Regions from separate parts of the Homo sapiens genome. Here region 2 is linked to region 1. A link is an interaction called in ENCODE POLR2A ChIA-PET data of the cell type or tissue named here. Cell type or tissue: Panc1. All regions are shown on one strand. Each heading gives the region's core, and the rest is flanking DNA. Links, peaks and the distances in the headings are about the cores only. Region 1 holds the start of LOC124900421 (U8 small nucleolar RNA). Region 2 has its middle 15 kb from the start of LINC02971.

The links. ChIA-PET counts read pairs that join two places held together with the same protein. Peaks named below come from ENCODE experiments on the same cell type or tissue, not always from the same donor. Only the 100,000 strongest peaks of a DNase experiment are listed, where the experiment ranks them.
Region 2: POLR2A ChIA-PET joins it to region 1 with 6 read pairs; 2 of 35 experiments call an interaction of 5 or more read pairs at or near these places.

Annotation. Positions count from the first base shown.
Region 1 is chr1:234,584,983-234,593,314 of GRCh38, forward strand. It overlaps LOC124900421 (U8 small nucleolar RNA), which reads left to right and starts at 8,293; the gene lies at 8,293-8,332. RefSeq lists an enhancer at 3,708-4,208. In Panc1, for the core only: no CTCF peak of the experiment used is centred there; no DNase peak of the experiment used is centred there; H3K27ac peaks cover 1,978 bases.
Region 2 is chr1:234,937,912-234,946,243 of GRCh38, forward strand. No RefSeq gene overlaps it. Among named protein-coding and RNA genes, the nearest start is that of LINC02971, 15 kb to the right of the region's middle. In Panc1, for the core only: no CTCF peak of the experiment used is centred there; no DNase peak of the experiment used is centred there; H3K27ac peaks cover 7,779 bases.

The DNA.
Region 1 (8,332 bases), core at 67-8,066:
CATCTCCTGGCTCCTTTCCAAGCTGGTAAGAGCCTGGCAGTCATGCTGGAGAGACAGGGGGGACATCTAAGCTGCTGAATGGAGTTCAAGTCTCCACCACCAGGGAAAGTTCTTCTCTCAGGGTCTTCCTTGCTTTCTCCTTGGACCCAATCTGTCCGCAGGAAGCAGAATTGCTGGAGAGCTTGCCTTTAATTGATGCTTGGTGCTTAAAAGAATGGTATCTGGCCCGCAGCCAGGAACCTCTGCGGGGAGATGTGAGCTTACTCTCTGGAGTCCTCTCTCTCTATGGCATCAATTGATGAAAATAAAATCTGCATTTCGTGACATTACTATATACCCATGAAATAGGATTTAAAAGGGTCCTGATTGGTGAAAATAAAAATGAGTCAGTTCTCATTTGCTCAGTTTTACCCTTCAATTCAAAAAGCCTGTGCTCTGTATCTTAGCCTCTCAGAGGCCACACCAGATTCTTGTACGGTCTGCTCAGCCTCCTCAAACTGCTGTGACAACAGCCCTGGATTCTCGGATACACTGACACATGTTTCTAACCCTCAATCCTGCCACCCTCTGCTTTTGCTCCTCCTGCTGAGAATTCCCAAGGGAAGAGCTCTGAGATCTTGACCCTCTTCAATCCCAGTTCAACACAACATCCCTTTGGTTAATTTCTGAGAAAATATCCCAAGTGGTTATTTCAGATAGTTTTCTTGGACTTACTGCTTCTGTCTTGAGTTCTGAAAGTCTGCGTATCTGTGCCCTCCTGTGTAGGCTGGGAGCTTCTTGAGGGCCTGGCTTCTTTCTTTTTGCCCTGGCACCCAGCATAGTGCCTGGTGCATGTGAATGATAAATCACGCGTGTCGAATGCATGAGTCAGTGGGGGAATGAATGGAAAAGCACTGCTTGGACAGCACAAATACAAAAACGGATCTACAGACTACATAACCAAAAGACTTCTCTACACACACATCCTGAGCACCAAGGAAACTTCTGTTTGGGCTGCTGACCATGAAATCTACTCTGCTTAGTTGCTGTGTTCATCTTCGTCCTCCAGTCTGGACTCTCAGTCTCCCTGACCCAGAACTCCTCGGCCCCAGCTCTGCTCAGCCCGACCTGGACCCTCGGCAACCTGGTCCGTTTCCTGTCTGATGTTCTTTAACATCACCCACTACCACTCTTGGCCAACTCTGGAGGTAGGGGGAGGAGAGGAAGATCTTCTTCTGCCTTGCGGCATGTCCCGGCATAACAGAAAGTCATTCTTATATGCTCATCTAGGCATTTAGACTTCTTCCAAGATTGGGTGGTGCTTCCATTCTCATAAACGACCCACATTTGCAACCTTGGAGTCATCGTTGAAGCCCCCTTCTTGTCCATGCCCTTAAACAGGTCAGATTCTGAGTCGTATCAGCCCCTTCTTTGAAATGTCTCATCTGCTCCTTCTCTGCTGCCATCCTGGTCCAGTTGCTCAGAATTGGGTTATCTTACTGGCCTGTTGGCAGCCTTAATCCTATCCCCGCCTTGTTCCAGGGTCAGCTGCCTGACTTGCCACTGTCATCATGGGCCACACTGAATTCTTGGCCCCTCCCTGTGCATGAGTTTCTGGGCCCCTGGAAGTTTCATCTTATCCTATTTACTTCCCATCACGTAGACAGTCCTTCATGCTTCCCAAAATATAGGATGCTAATTTCTGTCTCTTTGTCCCACCGCTCATGTCCCTCCTCTCAGGTCTCACTTGAGTCTGTCTTCTCCATGAAAACTTCCTTTTCCCTTTCACTCCCCTCTGTAACCACCATGCACCCCTAATCCAAATCCTACCGCTCCACACCTGCATGCGTACTATCTTACACTGGGTTCATAATTGAGTGTGCATTAGCTTGAAATTGCCAAATAGGCTCATAAGTTCTTTGGGAACAGAATGTGAATCTTAACTTGTGTTTCTCGCGGTACCTGCTGGAGAGAAGAACTTACATATTATTATGCTTGGGTTCATGATTGACTAACCTTTGCTGAAGAAAATTGGGGAAAGTGTTAGTTCACAAACATTATACATATTTTGCTTGGGAAAAATGAGGGCTTGCAATGGGGATTTTGTTGACATTGGCTGCTGCTGCTACTTTCATTTCTGCTTTTTCTTTCTCCTTCTCTTTCTCCTTTTCCTTCGTGTTAATCAAATCTCTCTCTCTCTCTCCAGTCCTTTTGCTGTAGGCTATAAGACTGTTGGATCATAATAACAATCTAAAATCTCCAGTACCACACACGTAGGAGGCACACAATAAATGTTTGTCAAATGACTTAATCCATGAAATATTTTATATCTAGAATCCTTAAAATCCCATAGCAGTGGCTGGGCGTGGGGTTCACGCCTGTAATCCGAGCACTTTGGGAGGCCAAGGGCGAGCAGATCACGAGGTCAGAAGTTCGAGACCAGCCCGGTCAACATGGTAAAACTCCGTCTCTACTAAAGATACAAAAAATTAGCTGGGCATCATGGCATGTGCCTGTAATCCCAGCTACTCAGGAGGCTGAGGCAGGAGAATCGCTTGAACCTGGGAGGTGGAGGTTGCAGTGAGCCGAGATTGTGCCACTGCACTCCAGCCTGGGCAACAGGGTGAGACTGTCTCAAAAAAAAAAAAAAGAAAAAGAAAAATCCCATAGTGGTTAAGCCAAATACCTCCTTTGTTTTTAATTCCTAAACCCAGAGCTTTCAATGTTTGAGTATCCTAAGCACTACATCCATTTCTATGTGTTTCTCTATTCGCTCCTCTTTCTTCCACTTCTATTCTGCTCTATCCAATTTTCTGCTATCCTCTTAACAGTGATTATTTGGCTTTCAAAACATCCTCTCATGAAATAAAGTTCCATGATTATTAATTGCAATTGTTGGACATTATCATATTTGCTATAGCAAGAGATAATCCATGAAGATTAATCAGTGTGAAATGTGCAATTTATGAAATGACCTTTATATACCCTAAGGAAAAAAAATTAACACATTAATAGAGATGAGTTTGCTGGTGCATTTGTTACTAGACTCTCCAAAGGTGATCATACATATTTCTAGAAATCACCTTGCCTTCGGAATTGGAGCCCCAGATTCAAGGTATGTGTGGTCTCTCATGTTTCCCCTAAACCACACTGTATTGAATTTGAATAATCAACCTGCATGTATAACGGGGCTGTCAATGAGAGTTAATTAATAATGTCACATGGCAGGACATTGCATGTTGTTGAATCACACTGCTACCTGCCACAGTAGAACTGAGGGACCTATGTGAGTGCCCCTTGAGAAAACCTAAATAAAAATCAGGAAGAGGAAATAGAAATATTCCATTGACTATTTAGGTCCATGCATAGATAGTATGTATTTTAAAACTAAATAATTTATGTTTTCTTTGTGATAGCGATTCCACATTTTATTCAGCATAGCAATCATGACAATTGATTCATAAAAGCAACATTGCCCAATCAATGGACTAGAAATACAGTCACTGTGAATATAAATTCTTTCCTCTTCTAACGATCCCAAGCTAATCATTTCAGCTCTTCTGGCTCGTTTTCCTGATTAAACCAGGAGAATAAAGACAACAGTAACATGTGACTCCTACATTAGCAAGCTAAGCATGAAGAATGAGTATAAACCCGTCTGTAAGCAAAGGGGTTTGGGGGATTTGTATAATCCATTCCATGGCACGTCTTAACTAATATTCCCTGTACTGATAAGGCCAAAAAAAAAAATGTAACTCTCAAATAGCAAAAAGAAGAAAATGGGATTAGAGTTAGATCAGCTTCACTTTATAACTATAAATAATTTAAAGCAAGTCGCTCGGCTTTGCCTCAGTTTTCTGTTCTGTAAAAGTGTTTCTTAGAGGCGGTTATGAGGATTAAATGACCCGACAGAGGCAAAACAGCTTTGTAAACCATAAATCATTTTGTTCGGAGTCAACAGGATGACTTTTTCCCCTCACACAATTTAGAATTATGTACCTGTTGAGGTAGCAACGCCCTCGTTTAATCCCAGCCATGTTTGGTCCCCAAATGCCTCTCTCACTCGCCCAGAGTGATACTGAGGCCACAAAAAGCTCTGCTGTTTTTTTTTTCTCGTGGTCTTTCTCAATTCCAACGTGGTACACAGGTACCTGGCGTGTGTCTGCTCAGACAGTGGATGGCCCTTGTTCAAAGACTGATGGGAACACCTAGTGTACGAGGTGGCGCCGGGGCCGCCCACACCAACAGGCCGTGTGCTCCCATCTCACTGTGCACGAGGAACCGGTGTGCTTTTCGGCCAGGCTGCATCACCCTCCCTCCCTTGGCTTTCTGTGTGACGTGCCTGTGCCAGAGACTGCAGTGGCAGCACAGTAAAGAGGGAAGAGGCCTAGAGAGAGGGCGGGGTGGAGGAGGCATTTTACAACTTGCTAAGATGTGTCTTCCCACCTCAGTTGTTGGTTTTTTAAACAAAAACAAACTACAGATCAAAAATCTCAAAGAACCCCCTCTTCTGGGCTGCCCCAACTTGTCTCTAAGCCACCTTCTTCCTTCATTCTTTGTCCCTGCCAAGCCACTAATCAGAACAGCGTGAATCATGCACCTCAGCTCTGGGTGGCTCCCAGCAACATCCCAGATCCCGCAGTTGTAAAGCCAGCTGCTAGGAGTTTAATCCTGTTGAGGTGAGCACTCCCTGTGTCAGAGGGAGGGGCAAACAGATCAGGGACAAGGACATCTGAAGTGAGCACATGTCCACCAGCCACGACCCCACTCTGCCATGCTGTACTGATACTGCCCTGATATCCACACAGGGAACACCCTTCTTTCCAGGCAGCCCTGCTTTGGAGGCTGATGTGGAGTACTAAGTTTATCTCCCAATATCCAGGCCATTCCTCAGCCACTGTGCAGCAACCATTTATTGTGGTGGGACTGATCCTACTCCCAATTGCAGGGAAAGACTCCTAACTAGATGCCAGTCAGGGCAATCCCATGCCTTTGCCCTGGGATTGGTTAGGGCATGGGCAGACCTGAGCCAATCAGAGCAGAGCTTTTCCTTGCCCACGATGATGATGTCGGGACTGAGCCAATCAGAGGGAAGCTTGGGACTTGTTCTAAAAGGAATGCTCTGCCCTCTTTCCTCTTGGATGTGAAAGAGAAAGTGCATCATCCTGTAAGCAGGAGGGAAGCCTGCCTGAAGATAGTATCAACATAGTGAAGGTACAGACACGAGAATCAGAGAGAGAAGATGCTTAAACCTTAAGCAAGTCAGACCTAGGGTCTACCTGACTGTAGATTTTATTAGTTCCCAGAGCCATTAAGTTCCCTTTATAGTTTAAGCCTATTTGAGTAGGATTTTCTGTGATTTTTGCCCTTGAAAGCATCGCAACTGGTAGAGGCGTCATTGTCTGGGGATGGAAAAGGAAACTTGGAAAGTGGCCATGATGGTTAATGTCATGTGTCAGCTTGGCTAGGCTATGGTGCCCAGTTGGCCAAACACCAGTCGAGATGTTGCCTTGAAAGTATTTTAAAATGTAATATTTAGATCAGTAGACTTCAAGTAAAGCAAATTACCCTCCATAATGTAGATGGACCTCATCCAATCAGCTGAGGACCTTTAAAACAAAGACTGAGGTTTCCTGAAGAAGAAGGAACGGGACCTCAAGTTTACAGCATAAATGTCTTGCTTAAGTTTCTAGCCTGCAGATTTTCAGACTGAAGACTGCAGCATGAACTCCACAACAAAATTCCAGCATGCTGGCCTGCTCTACAGATGTTAGACTTTCCAGTCTCCACAATCACATCAGCCAATTCCTTAAAATCGGTCTCTCTCTTTCTCTATCCTATTGGTTCTGTATATTAGTCAGGCTCTGGAGAGCCCTGACTTATACAGTGGCACCAAACTTGTTTACTAGGAAGGGACAGGCACTGGTTCAACTGATTTGGTGGCAAAATCTGATTTGGGAGATGATGGGCTGGGATGAGGTGCAGCAACCTAAGCTCCAAGAGTCTCAGACACAGTCCAGAAAGTGGTTGGCATCATGGAGCCCAAGATGAAGTAGCAGAGACTCAACAGGAAGCCATAGTATGGTGACAGGGAAACTGGACAGAACACCATCCCCTAGGAGATGCTGGGAAGAAAACAAGGCAAGCAGCAGAGTCCTCTTCGCTGTACTGGGGCTTATGGTAGATCTCCAGTCCTAGAAGAGACCTAAGGATGTGGGGACCGGGCAACCAAATAGAGCCTAGGCATAGGCCAAGGCACAGTCCTGTCCCATGGACTTGCCCGACATGGGTCCAGAGAGAGAAGAAGTAGCTAAGAGGTGTGATCTAGGGGCCTGGAGCCACCTAGAAGCCTTTCCTAAGGACAGTAGCCCTGGGGCTTGGCAGGGAAGGAAACCCAGGGAGCCACAAGGGAACTCAGAGCTACAAGATGATCTTGGGACTGGAAGAGGTCCCTCAAAAGTCCACTTCATGCTTGGGTTAGCCTGGGGACTGGGGCGGATGTGAGCCTTCATGGTGGGACCTGGGAGCCCAAAGCAAAGGAGTTTCAGTGTCTCTTCCTCTACGAACCCGTCCCCCTTGCTACCTCACTTCTGGCAGAGTGACTATATCTTCCCTATGCCCCCATGGTGTCTTATAAACGCATTTATTATGGCTCAAGGAAGACAAAGCAGGTAGGCCATAGCTCCCATCTTAGCAATCTTACATTGAGTCTTGACCACACATTGAAATGAGACACTCATTTGTATAGGCCCCCAATTAGTAGCAGAGGTATTTCAAATCTCTTGTCAGATATGCCCAAAGGAACCAGCCTCCTTCTGTTTCTATATTCAGACTTTGTCTCTGGTGGCCTTTCTATGGGGACTAAAGTAAAGGGCAGCAGGTCTTCCCAGCCTTGCTAGGAGGAAGGCTGTGGTCTCTTCTGGTGCCTTTGACCTCCTGGCTCCCACTGTGGACCTCATGGCAAACTTGAGCAGAGCATTTCTGCAAGGCAGTGCAGAAACGTGACCCAGTGACTTATAACTGCACAAAAGCCATGAGAACCAGCTCACAGAAAAGGCGGCATCCTCAGGACGAGCTTAGGATTCGGAAGAACTGTGTTGGATACATATCTCAGGTGGTCAGAGAAGAGTTCATCAGTCATCTTGATATTTGTAAAAATGTTGTGTAAGAAAAGCAGGTTCCCAACTTCATCACTAAAGCAAAGCTCGCGTAGAAAATCCCAAGTTAGACAATAAAAGTCAGCATTTTTATGTTACTTAAGAGTTCGCAGAGCGTTTTCATGCTCATAATTCTATAATATAAGCATTAGCGTTCCCTCCATAGCTAGGGTGTGATGAGTGATATATACATTTAGTTAATTTAGCATAAAACTGACCTTAGCCCTGGCTGCCAGGGAGAGACGGAACCAAAACTAAAGCAGCCTTCGAATCCTCCAAACCAACCTCTCTCTGACTCCTAGAACATGGCGCCCTTTCTTGCTTCTCTTCCCCATAGCCAAAAAGGGACCAGAGCTCCCCACAGTGGGGCTTGTAGGAGCCTGAACAGAGCAGAGGCACGCAGACTTGCAACTGAAGACTTAGAGCAGAGTCTGCAGAGCACAAACAGGACAGAGGACCAGAAATCCATTACCACTGGAAGTGGTGGGGTTGGGTTCCACCAAGTAGGGGTCTGGAGAGGGGTCTCTGAAGCTTGAGGGTGTTAAATAGTCATTTAAAGAAGATTGGCCAGGCGCTGTGGTTCACACCTGTAATCCCAGCACTTTGGGAGGCCGAGGCAGGTGGATTGCTTTGAGTTCAGGAGTTCAAGACCAGCCTGGGCAACATGGCAAAACCCCGTCTCTACTAAAAATACAAAACTTAGCCAGGTGTGGTGGCATGTGCCTATAGTCCCAGCTACTCGGGAGGCTGAGGCTGGAGAATCTCTTAAACCCAGGGGGCAGAGGCTGCAGTGAGCCGAGATCATGCCACTGCACTCCAGCCTGGACGACAGAACGAGTCTCCATCTGGTTAAAAAAAAAAAAAAAAAAAAAAAAACAAAAAAAAAACTATCAGAGGAACTCTATCCACAGAAGACCTGAGTGGGAAGGCTGTGTGAGAGGAAGAGCAGGTGAGGTTAAGTCACCTTCCCAGAACTCTGATGCTTCCTGCTTTGGGATAAATAATAAGACCCCACATATATTATATCACAGACTCAAGGAGACTTTGCACATTGCTTCATTTAACCCTCACAATGAATTTAAGAAACAGGTACTATTATTATTCCCATTCTACAGATGAGGAGACTGAGGTTTAGAGACATCAAAGAACTTATCCATTGTCAGGTGGGATAATCCTTACCTATGTTTGGAGGACAG
Region 2 (8,332 bases), core at 50-8,049, 350 kb after region 1:
AAGTGCAAGAAGAGGCAGAAGCAATGGTAAGTGTGAAATTTAATTAGAGATGTGTTTGAAATCTGAATCAGTATATCTAAGATGGATGTTCCAGATTCATGCATGACAGCTGATGAGAAGTTAGTTGCCTTTGGAGAGTATTGTTCACTTTGAGTTATATACACCTTCAAAATCAAGAAAACATAGAATTTTAAAAACTGGACTTGGTGTGTTTAAATTCTGGTGTCTGAATTTCTAGCAGAGTTTTTTTTTTTTCACTCTCCTTTCATTTTTATTTCTACAAACTATATGTAAAATGACTGAAAAATATTTTATAGGGTCCATTGCATCTAGATGGTAAAGGGAAATGACTGTTTTCTTTCTGATAAACTGAGGGTTATATAAGCAGAAATTTCCCAAAATGTATTCTGCAGAATATTGTGGTCAAATATGTTTGAGCAATGTTGACTAAAACAGAACAAAATTTTTTTTAACTGCAGGACTTCTCTAAACCTTTAACATACAAGATGTCCAAAATTGGTTTGAACATGGAATCTTTGGGGGCAGGATATTACACAGGACTGGAGACTCCTATAGAACACTTTAAACACGTCTGGAAGGTAAAGAGACAGAAAGCCAAACCATATTACTAGTTAGCTAAGATTAAATTTATGGAGGCTTTTCCCCTTTTTTGGGAAAAAATTAAAGCATTAGAAAACCTGCTCCCTGAGAGAAGCCCTACCAGAGGACCAGGGTGAGAGGGAAGAGAACGGGCTATGATCCCTAAGGGTGTCTGAGGCGGCTCTACTTTAAAAGATAGTTGCAGAGTGAGTCCTTTATTCTCCAAGAGGACTCAAAGAGGAATTACTTTATTAGCTTTCTTTCTTTTTTTTTTTTTCTTTTTTCTTTTTTTTTTTTTTTTGAGACACAGTCTTGCTCTATCGTCCAGGCTGGAGTATAATGGCGCGATCTCAGCTCACCGCAACCTCTGCCTCCCAGGTTCAAGTGATTATCCTGCCTCAGCCTCCCGAGTAGCTGGGACTACAGATGCATGCCACCATGCCCTGCTAATTGTCGTATTTTTAGTAAAGACAGGGTTTCACTATGTTGGCCAATCTGGTCTTGAACTCCTGACCCTGTGATCCACCCGCCTTGGCCTCCCTTTTGGGGATTATAGCTGTGAGCCACCACGCCCAGCCGCTTTCTTTCTAAGAGAAGGAACAAGAAGTAGCCCATTCTCCTAGGGACAGGGGATGTAATCAGACCCTCAGCATGTAAAGGGTTTAGTAGGGCAGGTTGCTACTCACGCCTATAATCCCAACACTTTGGGACGCCGCAGTGGGCAGATCACTTGAGTCAAGGAGTTTGAAACCAGCCTGGGCAACATGCTGAAATCCTGTCTCTACAAAAAAATATAAAAATTAACCAGGCATGGTGGCACACACGCCTACAGTCCCAGCTACCCCAGAGGCCGAGGTGAGAGGATCGCTGGACCCTAGGGGTCAGAGGTTGCAGTGAGCCCAGATCGTGCCACTGCACTCAAGCCTGCATGACAGAGCAGTATCCTGTCTCTAAATAAATAAATAGGGTTTAATAGAAAAACTCGCTGAGCCCTACCAAATCCCCAAGGGTGAAAGGTGGGGGACAGTGGGTGGTGGGAAGAAAGGAAAGCAGTGGTTCTAGATCCTGGACACAGAAATGATTTTAAAAATTATTTTTTAATTTTTTTAATTGACAAATAATAACTGCACATATTTGTAGCGATGGGGTACATAGTGATGTTTCCATACATACAACGTATAGTGATCAAGTCAGTGTAATTAGCATATCCATCATCTCAAACATTCATCATTTCCTTGTGTTGGGAACATTCAATATCCTCCTTCTAGCTGCCGGAAAGCAGGTAGTATTTTATTGTTAACTATAGTCATTCTACACTGATCTAGAGTGCTAGAGCTTAGTCCTGGGCTCCTGCCACCTGGATGTTGCTGAGATGAATGAACAGACCACATATGAGACTAAGAATGCCTTCCCACAAGGTTCTGAAACAGGGATCCAGCCCTGGGCTTGACCTCCCTCACCTCTTCCAGCCACCAGCTCCATCCACCAGCCCTGGCGGCAGCCGGTGCTCCTGCTCTGCCTCCTCCTAGGTCACAAGAGAAGAACTGCCCCTGGCCTGTCGAGGGCTGACAACTCCACTCGTTCCCAGAATCACATCACCACGCTCCTCATGGACACCTCTCCTGCCGCTGTCCTCTCTCCCACATCCCTCTCCAGCACCCGGGCCATTTTCATGCTTCTTTCCAGAGGGAAACTCTCCAAAGAGTTGTGCAGACACCATCACAACCTCCTTGCCACCCATTCTCTCTTCCAATAGCCCCAGTCTAGCTCTTCCTTCACCTCTTCCTAAAATAGTTTCCCAAAGACCTACGTTGAGCCAACGCTGATGCTCACACCACTGTCTTTGTCTCGCTCGAGCCCTCAACAGCATCAGAGTTGATCATCTCGTCTTAGAGATACTTCCTTCGGGTGACTTGCCACCCACCTCTATCTGGTTTTTCTCCTCCCTCCTCCCCATGCTTTCTCAGGATCCTTTGTCTCTTCCGGACCTCTACCTATCACTCAAATGCCCCAGAGCTCTGATATTAGCTCTTCTCTCTTCCACATCTACTCTCTCATCTAGTCCCGAGACTTTAAATGTCACCTATATGTAGATGACTTTCAAATGTTATCCCTGTGTCTGTTTATCCCTGAAGCCCTAGACTGGTCTAGCCCAACTGCCCAGCTCAGCATCTCCATTTAGATTTCAAATACGCAGCTCCAACTTCGCATGACCAAAAAGCGTCTCAATCCCAACTTAGCTCCCTAAGCCTCCTCATCTCAATAAATCATGCCAGCAGCATAGGCCAGAAACCTAAGAGTCAGATTTAACTCCTCTTTCTCATCTCCCAGTCATCCCCCAACATCCAGTCCAAGAGTAAAATCCACAGGGTCTACCTTCCTAGCACATCCTGAAACTGAAAGCTTTTCATCATCTCCCCAGACACTCCTCCAGTCTGAGCAGCAGCATCTCCGACTCGGACCCCTGCCGCATCCAGTCCTAACAGGCCTCCCTGCCACCATCGGTCTTGGCTCCTAGGGTTCACCTCCAGACCACAGCCAGAGTGAGTTTTCTATAGCACTGATTAGATCACATCACTCTTGTATTTGTTTCTTGTGGCTGTCATAACAAAGTACCACAAACCGGGAGGTGAAACAAGAGAAATGTATTCTCAGCATTCGGGAGGCCAGAAGTTCAAGATCAAGATGGCAGCAGGATCCGTTTCTTCTGGAGGCTCCAAGGGAGAACCCATTTCCTGCCTCTCTCCTAGCTTTTGGTGGTTGCTGGGAATCTTTGCCACTCTTTGGCTTGTATCGCCCCAACCCCTACCTCCATCTCCACATTACCCTCTTCTCTGTGTGACTCATTTTCTGTTTCTTACAAAGACATTCTTATTGGATTCAGAGCCCACCTTGATCCAGGATGGATCTTCATCCTTGCCTTCATTACTTCTGCAAATAACCTATTTGCAAATAAGGTCACATTCAGAGTTTCCCAGTGGGCGTGAATTTTGGAGGTCACTATTCAACCCACTCTAACTCCCCCACTTAAAACTTCCCAGTGATTTCCTGTTGTCACAAGAATAAAATCCAAATCCCCATCAGGTCCTGGGGATCTAGCATCTGCCTAGTCCTTCGACCTCATTTCCTTCCACCCTGCTTTCGTTCACCACACTCCAGCTACACTGGCTTCTTTCTCTCCCTTGAGCATGCCAAGGTATTCCCACCTCCAACCCTTTGCACTTGCTATTCCTTCCTCTTGGAACACCATTTCCCCAGACTTGCACATGGCTGCCTCTTCATCATTCAGATCAAAACAAAAAATGCCAGGTCAAGAGAATTTTTCTGACTGTTCTGTTAGCTAAATCTACATATAAATCTACATAGCTAAAGCAACCCCCACTGTTAGTCACTACCTCATTACACTACTTTATCTCCTTTGTGGCAAATAACAGTATCTTAAATCACTGGGTTTATTTGTTGATGAACTTACTAGCTACACCCATAAGAAAGTAAGTGCCTTGCGTGCAGGGCTTTCTAACTGGCTTAGAGCCCTACTATTCACACAGTAGGTGCTTGTGGAAGAAATTTTGGACTGGCCCATTCAAAATCCATGGCATCTGGAGTGCAACTACCGTCACAACGGAAAGTTGCCTTCCTGAAATGCAGAAGCTGGAATGCTAAAAACCACATTTCCCAGGCACCCCTGCAACCAAAGTCCCAGTTGTAATTTAAATTCCTCAAATAACAGGTAGTCATGCAAGACTTGAATTTCGAACTGGGTTCAGAGGAGACAGAAGCCTTGGATGTGAGGCATCTGTTTGGGGGGCACAGATTGTAGCAGCTGTATGGCAGCTTTGCAGTGGGTGGCCAGCTTCCTGGTGGTAGCAGGAGCAGCAGCTCTTAGTGGGCTCACCCATGAACATTCAGCCTAGAACTAGATACCTGTGATGTCATTTAGGGACCACCGAGATAATCCAGAAGAATCTCCCCATCTTAAAATTCTTATCACATCTGCAAAATCCTTTTTTTTTTTTTTTTTTCGAGACAGAGCCTCACTCTGTTGCCCAGGCTGCTGGAGTGCAATGGCACCATGTCAGCTCACTGCAATCTCTACCTCCTGGGCTCAAGTGATCCTCCTGCATCAGCCTCTCAAGTAGTTAGGATTACAGGCATTCATCACCATGCCCACCTAACTTTTTGCATTTTTAGTAGAGACGGGGTTTTGCTATGTTGGCCAGGTGGGTCTCGAACTCCTGGCCTCAAGTGATCCACCCTCCTCAGCCTCCCAAAGTGCTGGGATTACAGGCATAAGTCACCTCACCCAGCCCCGCAAAATTCCTTTTATCCAAATAAGGTAAATGTTTTAGTTTTTCCAGGCTGCTGAAACAAACTACTATAAACTGAGTGGCTTACAAACAACAGAAATTTGTTTATCACAGTTCTGGAGGCTGGGAAGTCCAAGGTCAGGACACTGGCAGAGGTGATATCTGGGTGAGACAGGAGAATAGGGAATTAGGGTAACCAAGGGTTAAGGCATAAGCAAAAGAACAGCAGGTGCAGCCAGTTCTAGGCAAGATTAGGCAGCATACAGGCCACATTTTTACTCCAGTGATAACAAGACAGAAGTTTCCATCTCAGCCTCTGATTGATAGCAGGCCAAGCTTCCACTTCAGCCTCTGATTGGTCACAGGGCAATCCTTCATAAGATGGAACCAACTGGAGACCTCTAAAGGGCACCTAGGGGTGTTACCAAATTATTTCAGCTTAATAAAAACCCGAATTGGGAGGTTCTTGAGTTGCCGGCTCGAGCCTGTTCCCACTCTGTGAAGTGTACTTTCGCTTCAATAATCTGTACTTGTGTTACTTCATTCTTTTGTTGCTTCATTTGTCTTTCATTGCTTCATTCTTTTGCTGCTTTGTTTGTGCATTTTGTTCAACTCTTTGTTCAACACCCCAAGAACCTAGACAACTCACAGTCAAGACCTTCCATCCATTAACATGGGGAGGGCTCGCTTCCTGGTTCATACATAGTGATGGACTTTCTTGCTGTGTCCTCACATGGTGGGAGGGACTAGCTCTGCACTCTCTTTTACAAGGGCACCTCCCAAAGGCCCCACCTCCTATTACCGTCACCTTGGGCATTAGGATTTCAGCAGATGAATTTGGGATAGGACACCAATATTCAGCTGTAATATTTATAGGTTCCAGGAATTAGGACCTGATATTTTGGGGGAGGCAATAATTCAGCTTACTACACTGGCCTTGACCAGAAAACTATGTTCTAAGATCTTTTCCAGCTATTCAAAGGGAATGCCACTGGCGTGCGTGCCCGTCTCCTACCCCACCTCCATTTATTTCTCCCTTGAAGGACTTACCTAATGAGGGAAAGTGAGGAGAAAGGGAAAGAGCAAACATGCAATGGCTGCAGACACTCAGCCAAGGGAACTAGGAAGTGCGTGAGCCAAGCTCTGAACAGGTGTAGACACTCAGCCGAGAGACGAAAACGAATAACCAAATTGCTGGAGCATCAGCCAAGTGTATTCAGCTGCATCTGATAGGCCAAGAGAGGGACAAGTGCTTGGCATGTTCACCTTAGCAGACAGGTGCATTGGGCCTGGTATGCCCTTGGAAAAAGATCCCTTCCCAGGTGAGGGCTGGCTTTCCAGGAAAACTCCAGCCAGCCTCGCCCATTTTTAAGGACAAGGAGGAGGAAGGAGGCAAGAGAGAGAATGAGAATAGGGAAGTAGGAACAGATGGCTTCCTGGACCCGAGAGGCTATTCACCAAAGATCAAAAGAAGTGAAGAGATGAAGGAATTATCTGGATAAATTAAGCAAAAATAAAAAGAGGCAATGGGACTTGGGGACCTTTCCAGCCAGGGCCGGTTGTCTACACTGTTAAGCTCACTAGACAATTGTTCAGACTTTTCTGCACGTGAGAGGGCAACAAAAAACTGACCCCAGGGTAGGTCTAAAAGCCCCCGATTCCTTCTCCCATCTTAGCACCCCTTTGACATTAAGTCAAGCCATTCAACCTGAGTAGAAATAAAATAAGAATATCAAAGTAGTGCCTGCATATAATTAGGCAATACTGACCAAAATAAAGTAGGTTTGATCTCTTTAATGGGTGAATAAAATGCTGACATCAGCACCATGTTGTTTGGCAAAATGTGCAATATTAATTCATTCATTTGATAACTAATAAGTACCTGGGGATATATTGATTAATCAGACATGAATCTTGCTCTCAAGCAGCTTACAGTCTAATAAAAGACATAGAGCATGCTCATAAATAATGCATTTAATCTTATCAATAAACCTGTGAGCTAGTCACCCTGACTCCCACTTTATGGATGAGAAAAACTCAAGTTTGCAGTAAACACCTTGTACAGAGTCATACAGTTAGTGGCAGAGCCTGGATTTGAGCCACATGTCTCACTGCTAAAGCCCATACTTTTTTCACATGACTCTAAGGTTTTCTGAAGAAGAAACCTTTGAATTTTCAAAGCTATATGGGATTTGAACAAGTGGAGATGAAAGAAAGGGCACTTAATGTAGAGAAAAAAGAAGAAGTACAGAGATGCCGTTGTGATATTAATCGACATGGGAAATAAGAAATAGGAAGTTTGTGGATGGAAATTATGAGCTCAACTTTTAAAAATATCTTTGAAGGACTTCTAGGACACGCAGCTAGAAAAAACAGCAGTCATTCAGAAATGCAAAACTGGAACCCCACAGAGAAGCCTAGACCGGATATTTAGATCTGGGTGTCCTCACCCAAAAAAGAATGGTGGAAGCCATGAATCCACTAAGGCACAAAGTCTATGATGAGAAGACGAAAGAAGAGAAAGGGCCAAGAACCTTTGGAAGTTCTACCGTTAGGAAGTAGAAGAAAGGAATGGAAGGTGGAAAAGAATGAGTAGGCAGGAGAGCTGAGAAAGTCAAGCATTCCAGAACACAGGGGAGGAGAAACTTGAGGGATGAAAGCCCGATGAATTCTACAAGGAGAACAAGGAGAATGAGTTTTGATTGGTAAAAGGCACTGGATGGGCAAGTAGGAGGCTTTTGGTGACGTTTAAATAAGAGCATGTGTTTGAGTAATGGAAACAACAAGGATAAATTGCCCCTTCAAAAACTCTGATAACAAAAGGGAGGAAAAAGAAGAAATAAGAACAAGGGACAGATAATTTTTATGGAATAATCCCAGGCTTGTCTGCATAATTTAAAACATTATGGGCTAGGCGTGGTGGCTCACACCTGTAATCCCAACACTTGGGGAGGCCAAGGCAGGTGGATCACAAGGTCAGAAGATCAAGATCATCCTGGCCAACATGGTGAAATGTTGGCCATTTCTTCTAAAAAATACAAAAATTAGCTGGGCATGGCAGTGTGTGCCTGTAGTCCCAGCTACTCAGGAGGCTGAGGCAGGAGAATTGCTTGAACCCGGGAGGCAGAGGCTGCAGTGGGCCGAGATGGTGCCACTGCACCCCAGCCTGGGTGAAACAGCAAGACTCCATCTCGAAAAAAAAAAAAAAAAAAAAAAAAAATATATATATATATATATATATATATATATATATATATATAGCCAGACATGGTGGCTCATGCCTGTAATTCCTGCACTTTGGGAAGTTGAGGTGGGTGAATCACTTGAGGGCAGGAGTTCGAGATCAGCCTGGCCAACATGGGGGAACCCCGTCTTTACTAAAAATGCAAAAAATTAGCAGGGTATAGTGGGGGGCACCTGTATTC